Regions from separate parts of the Homo sapiens genome. Here all the other regions are linked to region 2. The links are chromatin loops, found by intact Hi-C in ENCODE. Cell type or tissue: Calu3. All regions are shown on one strand. Each heading gives the region's core, and the rest is flanking DNA. Links, peaks and the distances in the headings are about the cores only.

Evidence for each region. Hi-C counts contacts between places; a loop is a spot of excess contacts. Peaks named below come from ENCODE experiments on the same cell type or tissue, not always from the same donor. Only the 100,000 strongest peaks of a DNase experiment are listed, where the experiment ranks them.
Region 1: it touches region 2 in a loop (7-fold over the local background); 4 of 110 quality-filtered maps call a loop at or near these places.
Region 3: a loop joins it to region 2, with 5 times the contacts of the local background. A loop is called at or near these places in 6 of 110 quality-filtered maps.

The regions. Positions count from the first base shown.
Region 1 is chr13:73,212,603-73,220,753 of GRCh38, forward strand. No RefSeq gene overlaps it. Among named protein-coding and RNA genes, the nearest start is that of KLF5, 160 kb to the left of the region's middle. In Calu3, for the core only: no CTCF peak of the experiment used is centred there; a DNase peak (open chromatin) is centred at 3,379.
Region 2 is chr13:73,321,197-73,329,347 of GRCh38, forward strand. No RefSeq gene overlaps it. Among named protein-coding and RNA genes, the nearest start is that of LINC00392, 240 kb to the right of the region's middle. In Calu3, for the core only: no CTCF peak of the experiment used is centred there; a DNase peak (open chromatin) is centred at 4,845.
Region 3 is chr13:73,074,095-73,082,245 of GRCh38, forward strand. It overlaps KLF5 (KLF transcription factor 5), which reads left to right. Exons shown (of 4, transcript NM_001730.5): 4 at 1,614-3,444. The coding sequence ends at 1,792. Among named protein-coding and RNA genes, the nearest start is that of KLF5, 19 kb to the left of the region's middle. RefSeq lists enhancers at 634-1,440, 1,441-2,246. In Calu3, for the core only: no CTCF peak of the experiment used is centred there; no DNase peak of the experiment used is centred there.

The DNA of each region.
Region 1 (8,151 bases), core at 1,221-6,220, 110 kb before region 2:
CTCAAAACAAAACAAAACAAAAAAACAAATGGTGGCTTGCATTAAGGGGAAGGAGAGTTAAGGTGTTGCAATGTCGTTTTGGCACTAGCAAGCAACCTCGGCAAAGTTGTAGAGAACTTTCTTCACAAGTGAGATCAATCTAACCACAAAAGATTATATTCCCCTGAGATTTAAAAACACATTTCATGAAAAGAAACTGAGTAATTGAAATTGGAGAGTGCCAGCTCTCCCAGCAGGGCAAGTGTGAGGCCATATTGATGCTTAATTTTCTTTTGAATACTTTAAATGAGAATTTGGATTTACCTGAGATTTAAACCTGATTGACAAAGCTCTTGAGGAGTTCTCGCAGGCTTCAGAAACAAGAGTTAATTGGGCAAGATAATGCAGTCAATTTTGTTAATTCTTCAAGTATTACAGTTTCTTTTCTTTTTCTGTCATTTTGGGGGGTAATTATAAAAGCAATAAAAATCAGATTTACAGACTAGAGTCTTTCTAAGTGATTTAAATACTATTAAGAGATGACTGGGCACAGCAAAATAAAACCAGGAAGAATTAGAGCCTCAATAGGCGATTGAAAATGTGTAAATTTGCTTAGCGATTTCTCATAAAAAAGTTCACAAGTTAAGTTTTACAAAGTTTTTAGTATGTATGTATTACTCCTGATCATGACATGGAATCGTGTGACAAATCAATTGACACTGTGGAATTTTGTCCACATGATAAAATGGAAAGCTGATATATCATTTTTGTTGATAAAGAAAGCCTTATTTGTATGTATTAATAGGCGATATTAGAAGAGGAAGGAAAGAATTCAATTTGAAAAGAAAAACTATATTACTTATTTGGTAGTAGCTGTCAAAACTCAAAACCTTGGCCCAGCACAGTGGCTCACACCTGTAATCCCAGCACTTTGGGAGGCCGAGGCGGGTGGATCATGAGGTCAAGAGATCGAGACCATCCTAGCTAACATGGTGAAAACCTGTCTCTACTAAAAATACAAAAGATTAGCTGGGTGTGGTGGCGGGTGTCTGTATTCCCAGCTACTTGGGAGGGTGAGGCAAGAGAATTGCTTGAACGGGGGAGGCAGAAGTTGCAGTTAGTTGAGATCGCACCACTGCATTCCAGCCTGGGGCGACAGAGCGAGACTCCATCTCAAAAAAAAAAAAAAAAAAAAAAAAGATTCAAAACCTGTGTCCCTATTGACCCTACAGAATGGAACAAATGCACAAAGTTGTAAGAACAAAGCTGTCTGTTTCTATGTGGCTTATAGTAGCAAAAATTACAAACACCCCAATTGTCCATAAGCTGGGAATTAATAAAATACATGATTTGTGTCCATACAATTAAATAGTTAGGTACATCTATAGCATAGATATAAAAATGCATACCATATGTTTTTCACAAATTCATTCAAAAGATTATATTGGATGTCAATTACATACTAGGTCAAGATGCTAGGAATAAAAGATACTAGGAAATAGGACATGTGTGTGGAGAGGGGAAAGAGAAAATAAACAAGTAAGATAATTCCAGATAGCCATGCTATCAAGAAATCCTACCAGGTAATAGGGTAAAGGAGAGTGATTTAGTCAAGGAAGGCCTGGACATGACATGTGAACTGGCCTGAATGATGAGGAGCCCTGGGACCCAGGAACTCATGTTCTAGGCAAACAGAAGAACACGTGCACTGGCTCTCAAGTGGAATGAGTTAGTTTACTGTGCTCAAGAGCAGAGAGGACCCATGCGGCAGGCACCACCTGAAATTGGAGAGGTGCTCCGGAGGTAGATCATGGAAGACATTTAGGCCATGGTGAGGAGCTTAGATTAATTCTACCTGCAATAAGAAAGAAGTTGTTGGAGGGTTCCAAGCAAGGCAGTAATATGATCTGACAAATAGCATCAAAAGATCAGCTGGCAGTGCATGCCTTAAGGGGAAGAATGGAGACAGGGAGGGGCATCATGTCAGAACTGTAAGAGTCAAAGATGACTATGTAAGAGTCGATGTGGCTGGGCGCGGTGGTTCACGCCTGTAATCCCAGCACTTTGGGAGGCTGAGGAGGGCAGATTACGAGATCAAGAGTTCGAGACCAGCCTGACCAACATAGTGAAATCCCGTCTCTACTAAAAATACAAAAATTAGCTGGGTGTAGTGGCACACGCCTGTAATCCCAGCTACTCGGGAGGCTGGGGAAGGAGAATCACTTGAACCTGGGAGGCGGACGTTGCAGTGAGCCAAGATCATACCACTGCATTTCAGCCTAGGTGACAGGGCGAGACTCTGTCTCAAAAAAAAAAAAAAAAAAAGAGTCGATGTAAGAGATGATGTAATTACAAGTCAGAACTGTGAGAATCAAAATGATGATGATATGGGCCATAATTTGGGCTGTGGTGATGGCAAAAAGTGGATTCATTTGAATTTTCTTTCAGGGCATGACATTATTTAGACCTAAAGCTTCAAATCTTTTGATTTGGAACCAGATCTGGGTTCTTACATAGACTCTCTGAAGTCTCATTTTTCTCCTCCGAATATGGGAATGAATAGTGTCTGCTGTATTTTTCAGGGGGCTATTGTTCAGATTAAATAAGACAAACCCACTGAAGGCATTTGGAAACTATGAAAATGCTATGTAAATATGAGGTATTACCATTATGAATTCAGAGATTCCACATAGAAAGCATGACCAGAATTGGGGTTAGGGCTACTTCCATCCCCAGTGTCATAGCATTGACTACTTCAGTGAAATCTCTTGGCTCTCAGTTTCACTAATGTAAAGTAGACAAAATGCATCTTCTCGTCTTAGTCAATGCAAAACAGTGAAGTGAAATTGGGAGAGGACGAACTAATTAGTAATTACAAAATAATTAACAAATAAGCTGCTGAATAAGTGATAAAGAGAACAAAATATTTTCCAATGTATCTCTGGCATACTAGAGTGATTTCATTAAGCCAAGATTTTCCTAAGATCTCAGCTCTTCCCGCTTTTCATTTAATGTCTTTGGGGGCTACTTTCTCTGTCAGGTACTAGGGGAAAGATCAGGAAGTTCCAGAAGCCCAGGTTGTTAGTAATCGCTGTTTCTTTCTTTCCTTTTTCTTTTCTTTTTTTTCTTTTTTTGAGATAGGGTCTTGCTCTGTTGCGTAGGCTGGACTGCAGTGGCACAATCACAGCTCACTGCAGCCTCGAACTCCTGGGCTCAAGCAGTTCTCCTGCTTCAGCCTCCTGAGTAGCTAGGACCACAGGTGTATGCCACTATGCCTGGTTAATTTTTTATCTTTTGTAGAGATGAGGTCTTACTATGCTGCCCAGGCTAGTATTGACTCAAGCAGTCCTCCTCCCTTGGCGTCCTACAGTGCTGGGATTACAGACATGAGCCACTGCGCCCGGCCCAGTAACCTGCAAGTTTCTTAATTGAGAAACGGGAAATGGCTAGAACCTACAAGGAATGTAACTCATTCCCTTCATACTTGAGGAACCACAGCTTCAGGGAAGGAATGAGAGCACTGGTCTTCGGCATAATTGTGATCACAAACATATGACATGAAATGTGAGCATTGGCAAAGACATCCCGTCAATTCACTTAATTTATTTTTTGATTGCCTTCAAGAAGTAGATATTGAAGGACATTCAGATCATGTTTTACAACCAGTATAGGAAAAGATTGGAAGTATTTTAAAACACTCCCCTTTCCTTTTTTTTTTTTTTTTTTTTTTTGGACTTGGGGCATAAGGAAGAAGGTACTTTTTATTTGAACGGCCAGGTGGTGAGAAGGGGAAGGAAGAGCTGTTTGATCAATAATGATTTATTAATCCAGAGGCCACATACTATAGTCATTTCTTCGGTAAAAGTCTAATTGACGTCAATGACTTTGAACATTCTTACTGATTGCCTTTGCGTTCAGTCTTATCTCAGTTTCATCATACCACTAACCACCTCCTTTTACCTTCAAACAATGGCCTCACCAAGCCACTTCTGAGCATGCCCCAGGCTTACTTTCCTAGGGAAAAATTGAGGATTACCTCACTTTCCTGAAAACGTGTCCAACAGAAACAGAGCACTTCTTTCTATGAAAAGCAGACAGCAATATTAACATTTGCCAATTTAGTTGGTGATTTGCTCAATTCAAGGACCACAGAATGTTTGTAGTAGGGCTAAATGTGTAGCCGGGTAGTTTTTGGGAGGCTGTTTTTGTCTTGTATATATTTTTAGCAAGTGAGAAATAGTGATCTCTCATATAAAACAGATGTGTGGTTTGCACAAAATTAAAATGATTTGTCCTTTGCTAGGCAAAATAGAAGTAGTGAGTGATGCAATATTTCAACTAAAAGATATATTATAGAACATTAACATATCAAGTTAGAAGAATGTTCTTTGCAAGCAAAAACATTGATTCATTAAAAAAACTTTTCAAAATAGAATTGTTCATAACTTATTATTGCTGTTCCCATAAAAATATTTTCTGTTTAAATTCATAACAAACATTCTTAGGAGGCGAAATGTCTTTTCTATGTCCCATTTAACAATGTAATTACTTTGTTTTCAAAACCTCATTTTATTCTAGCTGGAAGATATACGATCTTGTTATACAAAACAACCACTTCATCTCTACAGAATCTTATTATTGGAATATATGATTGTAAGTTTCTATAGAGGGTGGGAAGTATAACCTTTGTCTAGTTTAGATTACATGCCATGCAGCTGAAGCCTTGTCTTCAGAAAGATTATATAGGAATTACTTCAATAAAGTTATAAACACAGCTTGTATGTTAGGACATTACAGCTTTATTTATTTATTTTTTTAAAATACAAATTCCAAAGTCCCATCCCTAGAAATTCTGATTTTAAGTAAGTCAGGAATGGGACCAAGGAATCTGTATTTTTGTTTTTTTCTTTTGAGAAAGGGTCTCACTCTGTCACCCTGGCTGGAGTGCAGTGACATGATCTCGGTTCACTGCAACCTCCGCTTTCCAGGTTCAAGAGATTGTCCTGCCTCAGCCTCCTGAGTAGCTGGGACTACAGACACGCACCACCATGCCTGGCTAGTTTTTGTATTTTTAGTAGAGAAGGGGTTTCGCCATGTTGGCCAGGCTGGTCTTGAACTCCTGACCTCAAGTGACCTGCCCACCTCGGCCTCCCAAAGTGCTGGGATTACAGCTGTGAGTCACTGTGCCTGGCCATTTACAGCTTTTGATAGAAATGTGTTCATTTGTATTATTCTGTGATGAGACTACTAAATACTATTCTTCATAAGTGACCCATCCTAATTATATATGTTTAATAAAAAAATGGGAAAAGATAGAATGTGGGATAAAATTGTGAGTGTGTGATTTGACAAGGTGAAGTGTAACCAGGTGTAGATGCTGCAGCTTGAATATGTGACCTTTACAAGGTCTGTGTGGTTCTGTGATGTTCCCCAAGACTCTGCAGTTATCATCACACATGAACACCACTGACCTAAGATCCTCCTGGCTCTATGTCTTTGAGATGCCCTTCTCTCCGACTAAAACCCTTCCCCCACCCACTTTCCTCTGCCTTCCTCTGAGAAAATCCTAGTAATAGTTCAGTCAGATCTTGCATTAGGCCATCCCTTCCCCTTGAGGGGTCCCCTGAGCACCCCCTCTGATCCCTGCTGGCTAGGCTGGGCTCCCTACTTCAGCTGCCAGTACATCTGGAGCTGCTTCATTTCTACCATCTCACATGAAATTTATTACTGTTTATATTCGCCAAACAAGGACAAAGATTTGTCTGTCACACCACATTCTATACCCAGCTCCTAACACAGAACTGGGGAACAGTAGACAATAGAATGCATTGAATGCACAGATCTTTATTTTGTACAGAATTCATCATGATCACATTATAACCAGGCCATCAGATGTTAACTCAGCACTTACTTGTTTCATTAGAAGATGAATAGTTTAAAGAAGAAAAAAAAATACCCTCTTAGTTTCCTGATTATATCTTCTTAAACTTTTGGTTGATAGATATATTTAATAAAGATTCTAGTTGTAAGTGGCAACTTTATTTATTTGATAAAGACTCTAAGTTCCCACCTAGCTGAGAAGTTCAAAGTGTGAACTTGGGCCAGGTGCAGTGGCCTGTAATCCCAGCACTTTGGGAAGCCGAGGCAGGCAGATCACTTGAGGTCAGGAGTTTGAGACCAGCCTGGCCAACATGGTGAAACCCCATCTCTACTAAAAATAGAGGCCGGGCATCGTGGCGCATGCCTATAGTCCTGGCTACTCGGGACGCTGAGGCAGGAGAATCACTTGAACCCGGAAGGCAGAGGTTTCAGTGAGCCGAGATTGCATCACTGCACTCCAGCCTGGGCAACAGAGCAAGACTCTGTCTCAAAAAAAAAAAAAAAAAAAAAGCGTGAACTTGGCTTTGGGAAAGAATGGATTCAGGAGTTCATATCAGACAATTATAAATCCATCTCTCTTGTTCTTCTTTTGCCACTGTTATCTTCTGCATTGAGTTCATTCTCAGGCAGAGAATGAAGAGCAGGCGGGTTGCATTGTTTGTAAAGAGGACTCCCAGGGAAAAAAAAGAGAGCCTTTCCCCTATGAATCCCGTGCAGCTTCTGGAGTTCCTCACCAGCCCTGTTTGGGCCACATACCCATGCTAGGGTCCATTCTTGTAGCCATAGTAGTGAAAAACTTTGGCCAATCTAAGGAGTATGTTCACCTGGTGGAGGTAAGGAAGGATTCCCACAACAAAGAAGAATTTGTTAGCAGAAAGATGAAGAAGGAGAATATGTGCAGGCAGACAAAAGCCTTTGCTACCATGATTCTGTGCCAAAGAAATACTGGGCACCCGGGACAATCAATCATCAGCGTTGGTTCTGACCAAGCACCTTGATTTCACTTGCTCGGTATTTTTAGTAATGCATGGAAGCTAGTGAGAGAACACTTTAACCATTGCTTCTTTCATGTATTGACTCATTCTAACACAGAATGTTTGCACCAAGGTCTAAGAATACAAGAATGAACAGGACACACAATAGCCCCTGCCCTGATGGAACTTACATTCCATTGTGTGTGAGGTGGGGTGAGGGAGGTAGACAAAACCCAAACAAAGAAACCAATAGATCATTAGAAATTGTAATAAATGCTGTGAGGGAAGCCAACTTGGGGGTAACTATCATTTCTATCAAGTCTTTGCTCAGTGTCCTCTTTTTAAGGAAGCTTACCCTATTTTTCCTGTTTCAAATTACAGCTCACTCCATTCTGCCTCTCCCATTTCCCCTTCTCCCTTATGTTCATAGCTCCTTTGACCTTCTAACGTACCCATAGTCTATTTATAATTTACACATTAAGTTTGCATTTTTTTGTTTTGTTTTGTTTTGAGACAGGCTCTTGCTCTGTCACCCAGGCTGGAGTGCCGTGGTGCTATCACAGCTCACTGCAACCTTAAACTCCTGGGGTCAAGCGATCCTCCTGCCTCAGCATCCTGAATAGCTGGGACTGCAGGTATGCACAACCACGCCTGCTAATTAATTTTTTTTTTGGTAGAGATGGCGGGGGGCGGGTCTTGCTATGTTGCCCAGGCTGGTCTTGAACTCCTGGACTCAAGCAATCCTCCCATCTCAGTCTCTCAAAGTGCTTGGATTATAGGTGTGAACTACTTCACCTGGCCTTAAGTTTGCAGTTTTTAAAGTGCACTCCCTCTGCCATCCCCTCTATTAGAATGTAAACCCTGTTAAGGGCAGAAATTTTTTTCACCTGGTACAGGCAAGGAAGGATTCCCAGAATAGAGACTGTTATTTTCACCTATGTATCTTCCAGTGCTTCATACATAGTAGGTGCTTAATAAATAGGTATAGAATGAATGAATAAATGAAACAGAGAACAGAGGGGATAAGGGGGTACTTTGGACATGGAGGACAGAGGTGACCTCCTTGAGGACATGAGATTGTGGGACATCAATAGTGAGGATGCATCCTTGAGAAAACGTGGAAGACAAATGCATGGAGTGCTTCCTTCTGCTTCCAGTTTGTAGAAGCGTCACTTCCTTGGGGACACTTTCCTTGCCCCCTCCCCAGGTCATGGCTGCAGTTACACACGCTCATAGCATCCTGCAGTTTTCCTCCTTAGTGTGGTGTAGGTACTTGGATAATTATTTTTAATGTCTGTCTCGGCCGGGCTCATGCCTG
Region 2 (8,151 bases), core at 1,915-6,914:
CAGAAAATGGCTTCTGGAGCAATTGAAAGAATGACTCATTTGGGTAAGGGCAAATATGGAAACATGTAAATTAGTAAATGTAAGAAGGCCAGAGCAAATTCTGCATAGGAGAATAGTGTAGGTCTCACTGATGTTGAAAAGAAAAAGCACTTGCAAATGAAAAGCCTTGCATGTTAAAAAAATAAAAAATAAAAAGGTAGTACATTTCCAAGGTAGATGGAGTGGTTTCTGGGATAGATACCAACATTTCTGGTGGTTCATCTAGCCATCATCTACAGCAGGATACCTGATCCAGGAATCTGTTGCATTGCTGAAGGTATACTTTATTTTTTAAAATTACTTACTTATTTTTATTTTTTGAGATGGAGCTTCACTCCGTTGCCCAGGCTGGAGTGTAATGGTGCAATCTTGGCTCACTGCAACCTCCATCTCCCGAGTTCAAGCGATTCTCCTGCCTCAGCCTCCCAAGTAGCTGGGATTACAGGCATGTGCTACCATGCCTGGCTAATTTTTTGTATTTAGTAGAGATAGGTTTCACCATGTTGGTCAGGCTGGTGTCAGACTCCTGACCTCAGATGATCCACCTGCCTCGGCCTCCCAAAGTGCTGGTATTACAGGCGTGAGACACCATGCCGGCCTGAAGGTATACTTTAAATATTGAAATATAATACATTGGAATTCTAAAATTAAAAAGACTGGGAACAGTTTGAAGGCAAGAGGAATTATCATTGTTTTATGTTTAGATTCCTAGTGATTAGCACTCTAAATGTGTGCTACAAGTAATTATTGAGTGAAGGCCTCTTCAGCATGTGTTTACTTATTTCTCAAGCAAAGGAATCAATGAAAATATAGAGAAAAGCCAGTTACATTACAGAACTTCCTTGATGAGGAAGGGGCCCTAGTGATCTTTCTGAGGTAATGAAAATAGTCTATTTCTTAGTTACTGGGTATGTTCCTAGCTAAAAATTACTCTAGCTGCATACTAAAAATTTGTACATTTTACTGTTGTAAATTATACATCAAAAACCAAGACCAAAACCACACAAGAAAAGCTGAGTGTTCCAGAAGCAGCTTATTCTTTGGAATATTTGATCAACTTTTGCTTTTTGTTTCTTTTCTCCTATTAAGCAAAGCAATTTAAATTTGATTCAGTTTGGGTGTAGAATATAGTACCTGCAGTGAAATTTCTTAGTATAGTTGTCTATTTCCAAATTGTATATAATTGTTACCACTGGCAATTTTGATAGAAAGTGAAGGGTAAATATTCAAAGCTTTACTTACTTTGTCAACTTTCAAATTATTCCCTGCACAAGAACCAAACTATATGATGAAAAAAAGATTAAAAATTAATCTAATCAAATTTCTAATTTTAGTTATACTTCTTTAATTCCCACAATACCAGCTGTATTCTTGGGTCATATTTGTGAGCAGGGTCTAAAGAGCACAATTAAGGCTGTTCAATGACTTGAACAGGGTGATAATTTTCTTCTTTGGAGATAGCTACTTTAGTCTCTCTCTCAAGTGTTTGTACACCTCAACTTAAATTCATTTTCTGAAAAAGATGAAAACAGAGCCACTGTTTATTTGCAGACAGCTCAGATTTTTCACCCATTTCTAGTATTTTAGGTCCAATTATCATTTCGTGGCATTAATGTTATCTCAGAAGCATTTTTCCCATGGTTAAGTTGGGTTTCAAAGATCATACATTTATCTTGTCTTGGAAATTGACAAATGTGTTTAGTTATGGATGAATTTAACTGTTTATGCCCTTGACTTAGCCCTTTCATATGGTGTTTTCATTGGAACACAGGACCCAAATGAGTTGTGCACCAGCACAGGGTATCTGTTGAGGTCATTTTTTAACCACAGACCTGATGCTGCTGAGAGGAAATTTTCTAATTTTTGAGTGGCTATGTTGGGGAAAGCAGGAGGACAGGCATGGTGCAAAATAATTTCTTAAAAATCAAATAACAAAGACAATCTTTGACTATTTAATAAAATCTTTTCATTTTAGACATCATTTATTCAGTAAGTATAAAACGAATACTTTTATTACCTCAAACTGTGAACAAAAAATTTTGCCAGGACAGTTAAACACATGTGAATATAATTGTGGCATTAACATGCTACTTTGTGAAGGTAAAAGCATTTTTTTTCCCAAGAGATTTAATGTGCTTCATGCCCTAGGTGTTTGCTCCTTAACATTTCACTAACTCATTTATTCTACCTTGCTCAAACTCAAAACTCATCTGTACTTCTTGCCATCTGAGTCTGTTTGAACAACCTTATGGGACAGTTTTCTAATTCTCCAAAGAGCTGAACATTAACCAATTAATTCATCATTTTCTTTAAAGATCAAATAATGGGCCCAGACTGTCTTTCAAAGAAGGAAGTATTGAAACTGTTTCCATCAAGGATATTAAGAGAAGATCTATCTACCTTGGGAAAGCTGTTAGAATCAATGTTTAAGACCTGAGTACTATTTAGGGCTAAAATAACCAGCCAATGATGGCAGGGTTCATGCCTGAGGATCTTCTGGGTGTTTTGACTTCCATTATCTCTAATCCCTGAAATGGTGTGGTAAGGTTGGTATTAGTATCCCTGTTCTGCAAATGAGGTCACAGAGACTCAGAGAGGTTCATTGAACTGGTGAATTGTTTATCAATGATAAAAAACTAGGTCAGTCTCATTGGAGGGGTTATACTGTTTTCATTACACTTATACTGGATGCTGGAAGGATTCTGAGAAACGACAATGGTGTGAAAGGACTTAGTTTTCCATTTTTTTTATGCTCTTTTATGATGTGGTTAAAGCAAAAAGCAAGAATGGCTTGCGTCTAAAGATTTCCTCTCTTTAGCAGAGCAGAGCCTGCTCCCCTGTGTCTTCCCATAGCCTCTGATTCCATGAGGCTCCTGTATGTTGGATGGGAGATATCCTAGTTTCTAGCATCATCAGCTTTTTGAGCTGCAACAAGGGTCAGGAATTACCCAACATATCACCCAGTGTCTGCATGTGAGCAGGTTTCTAAGGATACAAAGGGCCCATGGTACCTTTCCAGAGGAATCCACGCAACACATCACTCTGCACCTTCTCTCATAAGCTCAGCCCACACCCTCTTTGTCGACTGTCTCAGTGGCCCTGCATGTGTCTTAGTTGGGATGGCTTAGTTTTCTCCCTCACAGTTGGGAGTAATTGGGCTCAGTTGATATTAAATCATCATAACCCACATTTTAGGTGGACACGGAAGAGATGTTAGTGGGGCTTTCGGGCACCACAATTCCAAGGTTCTAATTATCTCTCTCCTGATGGCAGATCAGATAACATAATTTAATCAAACAAACCAAAACAAACAACAACAACAACAACAACAACAAAAATTCCCATAGACAATGGAAACAACTTATGATATCTTTGCAAAGAAAAAAGGATTCATCTTCAAACAGTATGGAAAGAACCCACGACCTCTTGAGTCAGTCAAGCCAGTCTATATTTGAATCCATCCTCTCCATTTGCTGTTTTATAATATCAGTGAATCGTTTAACAGTTCTGAGTCTTTGTTCTCTGTTAAGTGGGATAATAATTTTGACCTTAGAAGGTTGTTGTGAGAAAAAATGAGATCTATCCTTCAAGCAGCTAACACGATACCTGGCAGTAAGCCCTTGGTAATAGTGGTTCTTCCTTTCCTCCCTCTCTTGTTGAGCCCATTGATTTTTCTAGGAAAATATTATTTTAGAAGGTGAAAGAGTCTTTTCTTCCCATTCGTTTAGGGACATCAAATAGCCCTTGACTTTTAAGACTCTTGAAATTGTTTATTTTATATGAGTTTTTAAAAATAGCTTACTTAGCAATTCAGGAAACACAATTACAAAAAGTGAATCTAGGCTCTACCATGACTGCAGTGGAAAAAAAGAATAGAAGGAAAAAACAAAACAGAAAGAGCCAAGGAGAATGCTGTGTACATAAGTTATAAACAGGAACACTTCCGACGCACAAACTCCAGGCACCTCATTACTTTGTGAACTGTATATTCTTCCCAAGTATGGGGGAGTTTAAGTTAATGATGTGATCCATTCACCCCGTTATATTTTATTTATGTTTTCTTCTACAGTGAAATGAATAGTCAAAAACAATGACCTGCTTATTCTGTGAAGAAGAGGAAAAGGAAGAGGTGTGTTTCTGTGTGTGTGTGTGTGTGTGTGTGTGTGTAAATTTTCCCCACGCTTTAGGAATTAAGGTGATTTTTAACCAGTTCCACCACAGGTTTATTTTTAAAACCTCTTAATGATGTTTAGAAAACAAAGCCTAACACGAAGGACAGCAAATGGCAAAAACACTGTGAACTTCTCTGTAGAGGACCAACCCTGTTCCCCTCCTGCTCCGGTCAGATTACCTCTGGGGAATGTGCTGTTCCTTGGAACGAATCCCCCTCAGTGCAAAAGAAGAGAGGTTGAAAAGTTTAGGACGTGGAAAATATGTGGAATTTGCTCTTGAATAATGATTTGTAGTTTTCTTTTGCGATAAATATGACCAATGACCCAGATAGGAGGATGGCAATTATTTAATGAATCAAGCTTCAGAAACGTAAAAACACTTCATAATAAAAATGAGAGCAATAATAGCAGGAAGCCAGGTTAAGTAAACAAGTAGAATGCTTCATGTATCTGTAAATGTACATTTGTGAATTCCAAAGCTATGACTGTAAAAGGGATTATTCTAATGATACGGTGTTCTCAGTTTCCATTGCTCATTGAATTGATTCTTCTGAATTTGCAGATAATGTTCCATGCTGACTTTCTGCACCCATCGAGGAGTCAGTTAGCTGGGACAATGTATCACCTGTGTAGGACTGTGACTTAGCAGGTCCCTGGCTCTGACAATCATTTACCTTTATGCAAGGCGCTTTTGCCCTACAGTCTCATGTGTCTCAAAGTAAATCATTTCCAAATCTGTTACAGCCAGCATATAACCCTCTTTTTGTGTTCAGTTATAATTTAAAATCTGCCCTCTTGTGTGAAGTTTTCATTGACTAGAGACCGTTCCTCTAATTTGTGAAGTGGGATATGTTTTTAAATTTCAGAGAACAGGAAGATGAATTGTTTTTAATGGATTTTTTTTAATAGGCAAAGCTGTGTATGCACAAATGCTGGCCAGTGTAGGGCTATGATCTTCACGGAGCCACCAGTGCAAACATTTTTATCTTTTAAAAGAAGAGTAGATAGCTATTAACCCTGCGATATATGGTGACACCAGGTTGGTAACTTTGGGAAAGTTGCACCCTTTCTTTCTCATAAAACAAAGGATTGAATTAGATGATATTTAAGAGCCCTTCCAGCCCTAAGACATTGTGAGAGCAAAAAGTTTTCAAGGTCAAGAGAACATTTTAGAAAGCAGAGAGCTATTTAGATGTTAAAAGAAACAAAAAAGAAAAGAACCACCCCCTGACCCCGCCCCAGCTTCAACATTTTTACCTTCCTCTCTGGTCTCTGAGTAAATCGCAGTAGGTAGGAAATTAACCTGAGTAATTTGATGGCTGGATCTATAGTTATCCCTTTCCTCCATGTCAATGTTCCCCAAATATTAGCGTGCAGAAGGACCACCTGAGAAGCTTGTTAAAAAGGTAATTGCAAGGGTCACAATTCTAGAGTCTGATTAGGTAGCTTGAGAATGGGGCCCAGGAATCTGCCTTTTAAAGACATCCCAGGAGATTCTGATGAAGGAATGATGCATCGTAAATCAATAAAAGTTATAGGCCGGGCACAGTGGCTCATGCCTGTAATCCCAGCACTTTGGGAAGCCGAGGTGGGTGTATCATGAGGTCAGGAGTTCGAGACCAGCCTGACCAACATGGTGAAACCCTGTCTCTACTAAAAATACAAAAATTAGCTGGGCATGGTGGTGCATGCCTGTAATCCCAGCTACTCAGGAGGCTGAGGCAGGAGAATCGGTTGAACCCAGGAGGCAGAGGTTGCAGTGAGCCAAGATTGTGCCATTGCACTCCAGCCTGGGTGACAGAGACAGACTCAGTCTCAAAAAAAAAAAAAAAGTTATAATATTCTTAAGAGGGAGGAGAAGTCTTTCTGGGGGTTATCCAGCTAGTGGGGAGGGAGGGGAGTCTTTTAATAGCCTATCCCTGCTTAGGGAGGCTCCCCAACTGACAGTGCAGGTGGGAAATATATAATATTCCTCATGTGGGTTGTGGTTGATTCACTGCCAAATGCTACTGGTCAGTTTAAACTGAAAGCACCAAACAAACCAACCTATTGAAAAAAAAATACTATTTGAGAGGAAAACAGCTCTAGTATCCAACCAATTAGAAAGTAGGAGAATTCATTGGAGGAGCCTCAGGATGGGAAGGAATTCTTATTTAATTTCTCAAATATGTCAGGTGCTTATATAACACATTGTCTTCTTTAATCCTTACAACAATCCATGAACAAAGAATTAGTCTTATTTTGCAAACAAAGAACCTGAGCCTGGTGGACCCAGCAGTTCTCAGCCTGAATGCACAATAGAATCACCTGGGAAAGGCTGGTGGAACTTTGAAAAGTTATCTATGCCTGCCCCTGACCCCAGATATTGCAATATTACTGGTTGGGCATCGGCACCTTTAAAAGTGTCCCAGAAATGCTAATATGCAGCCAGGGGTGAGTGCCACTGGTATTAGCCAAAGCTCACAGGATTAAAATGATTCCCAGATCACAACGTACATCTTTTGACTTATTCTAGGAGAAACTCATGGTCTAGCCGAACCTCTGAGGAGAGATTGTCCCGTTTTATGAAGATCTGACTTTATTAAAAATGTGCTCAGGTCATAGAAATAAAATCTTAGAGGAAAATTTTGCATACTATAACATATTATTTGGTCATTCCTATAATCTGAGAGGTCTGTGATCCCTTATAGTGAGGAAATTGAGGTCTCGTGAGTTTGTATCTTTCTCACACTCTCAGGGACAAAAGGTGGAATTAAACACAGGATATCAGAGCCTTTGGAGGGTAGCAAACCCTTTGGACGATACCACTATTCTTACCTTAGAAGTTATCTCAGCTGATCTTAACGTTTAAGTCACTGCTTTTATTACCCCAGGTAGTAAAGGACTATCTAGTTTCAAAGAACTTCTGAAAAAATGAAATCTTTAATATACCTTTTGAGCCCATGGCAAAGTCATTTAACCTCCTGAAAGTCTTAGTTTCATGATTGTTAAACAGAAGCAATAATATCAAACATATTTATGGACGACATGGTGATAAATAAACATATTTCAAATGCTTTTGGAAAAAAATTCTGCTTTACAAAAGAAAAAAAGGCCTTTCACTTAGAACACATTAATATTATAGAAATACTTTAATATGATATTAAAATATATAATTAACTTACCAGTTTCTCAGTACTTTATTTAAAAATTCATACTTTTATTTTAAAATTTATACTTTATTTTAAAATTAGCACCAGCTTTCATTTTTGTAACATGATACAATTTTTTTTGGTAAGTATCTAGTGTCATTTTAATGCATTTAATCCTATTGTAATTGCATCTATTTAGGGAAAGGGTGAGTAAAGTTTTCAGGTAGGCAACAGGTGAGATGAGCCGTTCCAAGTAGAAGGAACGACATACTAAGAAGTGGAATTAGTACAGTGTGACGAGAATGTCAAGTGTGTTTGGGTGAGATGTAGGATGTGAAGCTGGAAAGATGAGCCCGGACAGATCATTAAGGACAACGTATGCCAAAGACTTTTTCTTCTAGATCTGCGATGTCCATTACAGTAGCCACCAGCAACTGGTAGCTATTGAGCACTGGAAATGTGGTTAGTCCAAATTAAAATGTGCTGGAAGGGGCAAATACTCATTGTTTTTCAAAGACTCGTGTAAAAAAGTAAAATATCTAATTAATAATTTTATATTGATTATGTGTTGAAAAATAATATTTTGACTATGTTAGACTAAATAAAATACATTATTAATAATAATTATATTTGTTCCTTAAACATTTTTTTAAATGTAGCTACTTTGAAATTTAAAGTTACACATGTGACTTGCATGGTATTTCTGTTGGCCAGGGCTGTTGTGAATCAGGTGTCAGCAAAGCACAATCTACAGGTCAGTATTCTGTTTTGTTAAGGCCAATGGGCAAAGAAAGGTTTTTCACATATGC
Region 3 (8,151 bases), core at 1,221-6,220, 250 kb before region 2:
GGTGAACTCTCAAGGGAAAAAAAATTGGGACCACTTTCATGTCGTCTGTTTTGGCACTTTCTTCTTTGTCTGAGAGTCAGAGTGGTTATCATGACAACAAAAATATATTAACCACAAATTGTAGAAATCTCAGTTGATGAGGACAGGGTCTTTTAAAGTTTAGACTGACTTGGTTAATCCTACAACTTCCTGAACATGATACTGCTAAATTAGGCAGAAAGGTTGTGCAGTTTCTGTTTCGTCAGAACTAAACAAGTGTTCAAAGCAACTCTGAGGTTCCTCCCTTTCAGAAGGAAACATTTTTTTAAGGGAATTTAAGAGGTGAAAAAGTATCTATATAAAACTCAGCAGTAAGCCAGTAATACTTTAATATACAAATTTATCTCACGAATTCTTATAAAAAATTCATAGAAAATTATAAAATCATAAATGTAGGAACTGCTAGTTAATGCTCACTGAAAGAACGTTTTGGCATTTATTCCTACTGGAATATATGATCTCCAGTAGGATTCTTCACAAACAGAGAATTAAGACTACATTATGAATATTTAGTGGTTTTGAAAGTTAAACAGCTGGCAAGCTTTGGGGAGCATTAGGAATAATATACATTACAGGATGGGAGGGAGGAACATACCAACTCAATACTCAAGGGAAGAGAACTGTGAAAGAATGGAATGGGTAGGTTGAACAATTTCAGACTTTTAGATGTATATTACACATGTAAGCTCCATGAGGCCAACTGTTTTTATTTTGTTAGCCATTGTATCACAAGTATTTGGGACAGTTCCTGGCCTATAATAGATGCTTGGCGAATTGTTTATGGAATGAATTTTGGGTGTAACACATGACAAAGAAAAACTAAATACAAGTCAACAAATGTCAGTTTTTACAGTTGTTTCATGGTCTTTTTTTTTTACCAATGTGAAGTTATCAGTACCAGACTATTTTGCTTCAATCTGCAAAAGGAAGGTGTGTGAAGGTGTGTGTGACTCTCAAAGAGTGAATGCCCTAATAGTCCATTTTGGAGGCCATGTTTTCAAGTGAACTGATTGATGAGCTGCAAGCTTCTGTCTGGCTAATTTAGAAACATCTAGGACCAGTTTCTGGTTAAGCAGTTGTGGTACATGAAATTCAATGTATAGGTGATTCGTGCAACAGCTTCTGAATTTTTTCCTCCCTCACCCACCTTACAGCCATTAGTCCTATAATAATTTAATTTGGGTTTGTTGGTATAGAAACTGTATTTGCACAATAATGATAAAGCCACTCAGGCTCATCTAGTCATTTCCTGGATTTATGTGTGTAGGAGTACATAAAAATAAGGGCACTGATTCGTTTTGTACTTGTCTAAAATTGTTATTCTTCAGTTGTTCAAAGGTACACAAAATGCTTTTTTCTTTATGAGGTAAAAAATACTTGGAGGTTATAAGAAATAACTCTTAACTAGCTTACTTTGAGTGGCTTTGATATGTATTTACTCATAATGGAATTCATGAGCTTTCCTTCTTTCGCTTGGCCAAGATTTTTTTTTTCTTTGAAATTCCTTCTCCGGTGTTATCTAGGATGTTTGCATTACAAGCAGGCCGCTTTACCTCCTTTGTTCGTTGTCACAGGTGAAAAGCCATACAAGTGTACCTGGGAAGGCTGCGACTGGAGGTTCGCGCGATCGGATGAGCTGACCCGCCACTACCGGAAGCACACAGGCGCCAAGCCCTTCCAGTGCGGGGTGTGCAACCGCAGCTTCTCGCGCTCTGACCACCTGGCCCTGCATATGAAGAGGCACCAGAACTGAGCACTGCCCGTGTGACCCGTTCCAGGTCCCCTGGGCTCCCTCAAATGACAGACCTAACTATTCCTGTGTAAAAACAACAAAAACAAACAAAAGCAAGAAAACCACAACTAAAACTGGAAATGTATATTTTGTATATTTGAGAAAACAGGGAATACATTGTATTAATACCAAAGTGTTTGGTCATTTTAAGAATCTGGAATGCTTGCTGTAATGTATATGGCTTTACTCAAGCAGATCTCATCTCATGACAGGCAGCCACGTCTCAACATGGGTAAGGGGTGGGGGTGGAGGGGAGTGTGTGCAGCGTTTTTACCTAGGCACCATCATTTAATGTGACAGTGTTCAGTAAACAAATCAGTTGGCAGGCACCAGAAGAAGAATGGATTGTATGTCAAGATTTTACTTGGCATTGAGTAGTTTTTTTCAATAGTAGGTAATTCCTTAGAGATACAGTATACCTGGCAATTCACAAATAGCCATTGAACAAATGTGTGGGTTTTTAAAAATTATATACATATATGAGTTGCCTATATTTGCTATTCAAAATTTTGTAAATATGCAAATCAGCTTTATAGGTTTATTACAAGTTTTTTAGGATTCTTTTGGGGAAGAGTCATAATTCTTTTGAAAATAACCATGAATACACTTACAGTTAGGATTTGTGGTAAGGTACCTCTCAACATTACCAAAATCATTTCTTTAGAGGGAAGGAATAATCATTCAAATGAACTTTAAAAAAGCAAATTTCATGCACTGATTAAAATAGGATTATTTTAAATACAAAAGGCATTTTATATGAATTATAAACTGAAGAGCTTAAAGATAGTTACAAAATACAAAAGTTCAACCTCTTACAATAAGCTAAACGCAATGTCATTTTTAAAAAGAAGGACTTAGGGTGTCGTTTTCACATATGACAATGTTGCATTTATGATGCAGTTTCAAGTACCAAAACGTTGAATTGATGATGCAGTTTTCATATATCGAGATGTTCGCTCGTGCAGTACTGTTGGTTAAATGACAATTTATGTGGATTTTGCATGTAATACACAGTGAGACACAGTAATTTTATCTAAATTACAGTGCAGTTTAGTTAATCTATTAATACTGACTCAGTGTCTGCCTTTAAATATAAATGATATGTTGAAAACTTAAGGAAGCAAATGCTACATATATGCAATATAAAATAGTAATGTGATGCTGATGCTGTTAACCAAAGGGCAGAATAAATAAGCAAAATGCCAAAAGGGGTCTTAATTGAAATGAAAATTTAATTTTGTTTTTAAAATATTGTTTATCTTTATTTATTTTGTGGTAATATAGTAAGTTTTTTTAGAAGACAATTTTCATAACTTGATAAATTATAGTTTTGTTTGTTAGAAAAGTTGCTCTTAAAAGATGTAAATAGATGACAAACGATGTAAATAATTTTGTAAGAGGCTTCAAAATGTTTATACGTGGAAACACACCTACATGAAAAGCAGAAATCGGTTGCTGTTTTGCTTCTTTTTCCCTCTTATTTTTGTATTGTGGTCATTTCCTATGCAAATAATGGAGCAAACAGCTGTATAGTTGTAGAATTTTTTGAGAGAATGAGATGTTTATATATTAACGACAATTTTTTTTTTGGAAAATAAAAAGTGCCTAAAAGATGTATGTGGTGCTTTTCTTCTTTACCTGCAATAAAGAGTCTGATCAGGGCGGTTAGTGAGAAATCAATTCCACACATTTGTAGAGGAGCCACATTGAACCCGTACCTACATAAGACGGGGATTTATTTTTTGAGACGGAGTCTCGCTCTGTCACCCAGGCTGGAGTGCAGTGGCGCAATATCGGCTCACTGCAACCTCTGCCTCCCAGGTTCAAGTGATTATCCTGTCTCAGCATCCCGAGTGGTTGAGATTACGGGCGCACGTCACCACGCCTGGCTAATTTTTGTATTTTTAGTAGAGGTGGGCTTTCACCATATTGGCCAGGCTGGTCTTGTGAACTGACCTCGTGATCCACCCACCTCAGCCTCCCAAAGTGCTAGGATTACAGGCGTGAGCCACTGCGCCCAGCTGGGGGATTTATTTTTTAAATTAGCATAAAGGGAGTCATAATTCACGAATACTTATCTGGCCACGTAATGCACGAGACCTTAAGCATCCTTAGTTGAAAACACCATAGAGAGTTAACTTGCATGTGCTAGTCTGGAGGCTGTGTCATCAGAGGCAAACAAGAAGAATTGGTGTAACACTTAAAAAAATCATTAGGATTTGGTTTTATTCCGCAGCAACAAGTACACCTAGAACCTACATCTTGTGTTTTTTTTTTTTTTGACACTATCACACAGGCTGGAGTGCAGTGGCGTAATCGTGGCTCACAGCAACCTCTGCCTTGGGTTCAAGGGATTGTCCTGCTTCAGCCTTCTGAGTAGCTGGGATTACAGGCACGTGCCACCATGCCCGGCTAATTTTTGTGTTTTTTGTAGTGATGGGATTTCACCATGTTGGCCAGGCTGGTCTCAAACTCCTGGCTTCAAGTGATCCACCAGCCTTGGTCTCCCAAAGCACTGGGATTACAGGCGTGAGCCACTGCGCCAGGCCTAGGTTTTGTTTTTATTTGTTTATTATTATTATTTTTAATTATGCTTTAAGTTCTGGGGTACATGTGCAGAATGTGCAGGTTTGTTACATAGGTATACACGTGCTGTGGTGGTTTGCTGCACCCATCAACCCGTCATCTACATTAGGTATTTCTTCTAATGCTACCCGTCCTCTAGCCCCCAACCCCATGACAGGCCCCAGTGTGTGATGTTCCCCTCCCTATCTCCATGTGTTCTCATTGTTCAATTCCCACTTACGAGTGAGAACATGCGGTGTTTGGTTTTCTGTTCTTGTGTTAGTTTGCTGAGAATGACGGTTTCCTAGATCTTGGTTTCTAATACCATTGTCCAATTTTTAAAAAATGAGCTCCTTAGAGAAACAGCTGATTCTAAGATTGGAGTGGGAAACATGCAAGTCCGGAGCATCCTGTAGTGTGAGAAAGTGGTATATCAGAAGGAATATAGGAAGCGATGAAAAAACCCGGCCGGGCGCGGTGGCTCATGCCTGTAATCCCAGCACTTTGGGAGGCTGAGGCGGGCAGATCACCTGAGGTCAGGAGTTCAAGACTAGCCTGGCCAACATGGTGAAACCCCGTCTCTACTAAAAATACAAAAAGTAGCCGGGCGTGGTGGCAGGTGTCTGTAATCCCAGCTACTCGGGAGGCTGAGGCAGGAGAATCGCTTGAACCCAGGAGGCAGAGGTTGCAGTGAGCCAAGATTGTGCCATTGCACTCCAGCCTGGGGGACAAGAGTGAGACTTCCTGTCAAAAAAAAAAAAAGAACCCTACAATAATCGGGGTATGTCAGCAACAAAGTAAAGCAGGATTGCATTATAATACAGTATAAACTATCCCTTTGTCTGTACTGATATAAATGGTTGCATAAACAGAAGAGAGAGATCTGTGCCGAATGACTCCAAGTAAGTTTTTTAGATACCTCACCCTCAAAGAGTGGAAGAAAACTGTCTACTCTTCAGTGTGGGCTACATATAGTGACTTCCTTCCAAAGATTACCTTGTGGAAAGGAGGAGAGGAGGAAGAGTAGCTTTACAGTGGGTAAGTCTGCCCTCACCACCTCAACCAGTTGATCAAGGTCCACCTCAGCAGTGATAAGTCACGCTGATAGTGTGTACCCTTGATATGATGTGATGAAAATGGAACTTTGCTTCTCCTTCTGAAAACATGTACCCCAGCGTGATCATGAGAAACACATCAGACAAACTGCAATTGAGGGATATTCTACAAAATACCTGATAAGTATTCCTCAAACTATCAGGCCATCAAACACAAAGTCTGACAGATTGTCAAAGTCAAGAGACATGACGATACAATGTCATGTGGCATGTGGATGGGATTCTAGCACAGAAGGAGGGCACTGGGGGAGAATGGAGGAAATTTGAATAAAGTATAGAATTTCACTAATGTATCTTTTTTTTTTTTTTTTTTGAGATGGAGTCTCGCTCTGTAGCCCAGGCTGGAATGCAGTGGCGTGATCTTGGCTCACTGCAACCTCTGCCTCCTGGGTTCAAGTGATACTTTCACCTCAGCACCTCCCTGCCTGCCCGTCGAAGTAGCTGGGATTACAAGTGTGTGCCACCCGGCTAATTTTTGTATTTATTTATTTTTTTTTTGAGATGGAGTCTCGCTCTGTCGCCCAGGCTGGAGTGCAGTGGCGCGATCTTGGCTCACTGCAAGCTCCGCCTCCTGGGTTCACGCCATTCTCCTGCCTCAGCCTCCCGAGTAGCTGGAACTACAGGTGCCCGCCACCACAGCTAGCTAATTTTTGTATTTTTAGTAGAGACGGGGTTTCACCGTGTTAGCCAGGATGGTCTCGATCTCATGACCTCATGATCTGCCCGCCTCAGCCTCCCAAAGTACTGGGATTACAGGAGTGAGCTACTGCGCCCGGCAAGTTTTGTATTTTTTGTAGAGACAGGGTTTTATACCATGTTGGCCAGGCTGGTCTCAAACTCCTGACCTCAAGTGATCTACCCACCTTCCCCTCCTAAAATCCTGGGATTATAGGTGTGAGCCACCATGCCCTTTTCGGCTGTAATGTGTCCATATTAATTCATTGATTGTGACAAATGTATCATACTAATGTAAGCTGTTAATATCATACTAATGTAAGCTGTTTCCCCCTGGGAAACTGGGAATGGGGTTAGAGGAATTCTATTATCTGCAATACTTCAGTAAATCTACAACTACTAAAAGAAAAGCGTTAGTTTAAAAAAAGTGAAGAAAAGCCAGGCATGGTGGCTCATGCCTGTATTCCCAGCACTTTGGGAGGCTGAGGCAAGTGGATTACCTGAGGTCGGAGTTCGAGACCAGCCTGGCCAACATGACAAAACCCTATCTCTACTAAAAATACAAAAATTAGCTGGGCATGGTGGCATGCACCTGTAATCCCAGCTACTTGGGAGGCTGAGGCAGGAGAATCACTTGAACCTGGGAGGTGGAGGTTGCAGTGAGCCGAGATCGCACCACTGCACTCCAAAAAAGTGAAGAAAAATCAGTATCACTATTACATATTCCCACAATAAATGGTATGGGGGAGGGATCCCCAATGTTCTCAGATCTGAAGTAAAAAACTGCAGTTATGTATTTTGGCAACATGTTTATTTAGCCTCATTATTTGACTCCTCACTCTTCCTAATCATTGGAGTAATATCTAGCTCAAGAATATTACACACTTCATTCCTTTGCCACAGCTTTTTCCCTCCCTCCCTCCCTCCCTTCCTCGCTTTCTTCCTTCCTTCCTTCCCTCTTTCCTCCCTTTGTCTTTTCTTTCTTTTCTTCTCTTTTATTTCTTTTTCTTTTTGAGACAGGGTCTTGCTCTGTCACCCAGGCTGGAGTGCATGGCATGACCGTGGCTCACTCCAGCCTTGACCTCCCAGGTTCAAGCAATCCGGCCATCTAAGTCTCCCAAGTACCTGGGACTACAGGTGTGAGTCATCATGCCTGGCTAATTTTGTGTGTGTCTGAAGACGGGAGCCTCCCTGTGTTGCCCAGGCTGGTCTTGAACTCCTGGGATCAAGGGATCCCTCCACCTTGACTTCCCAACTTGTGATTACAGGCGTGAGCTACTGTGTCCACCCCTGCCCTGAAACTTCTTAGATTCTTTTTGTGATTCAGCTCTAATTGATTGATAAGGAGATGTCAAAAAATTACCTCCTATTTCTGTGTGAATTGACTTAAGCCACTGCAGCAATTGAATACATCTAATGTTTGCCAAATTTCCTCTTCATGTTGCACTGTTGATACAGTGTTGGTGTTGGATTTTTGATAAGGTATGTGAACATGAAACTGTGATTATAATGCAAGCAAACATGTAATACCTTGTGTATTTTTAAACAGTATTAGTGAGTTTTCAAGGGAAAATGATTTTCAAAAGGCAACTATGCCTAACCAACTTTTCAAAGTTGCAAATAATTTAATTGCTTATCATTGTTATGCTCATTTAATGACTATCTGGGTTCAAACATATTCTGACTGTTTATCTGTAAACGAGCTACAGCAATTAGACAAAAATTGAGCAATATACCAGGTTCCAAGTGCAATTATGTGACTTGATTTCAAATAAGTAATGTTTTGGGGTTAACTATCTTCAGTTAATTTTTATTCTCCCCACTACTAAGTTATCTTGTTCTACTTCATGTTGTCATTTCATTCTTATATTGCAGCTCACATTAAGCATGTCACTTCATGGCATCCAATTAGAGAATCCTTAGATAAACATGACCTGGCCTGCCTACATAAAAATATTTTTAAAA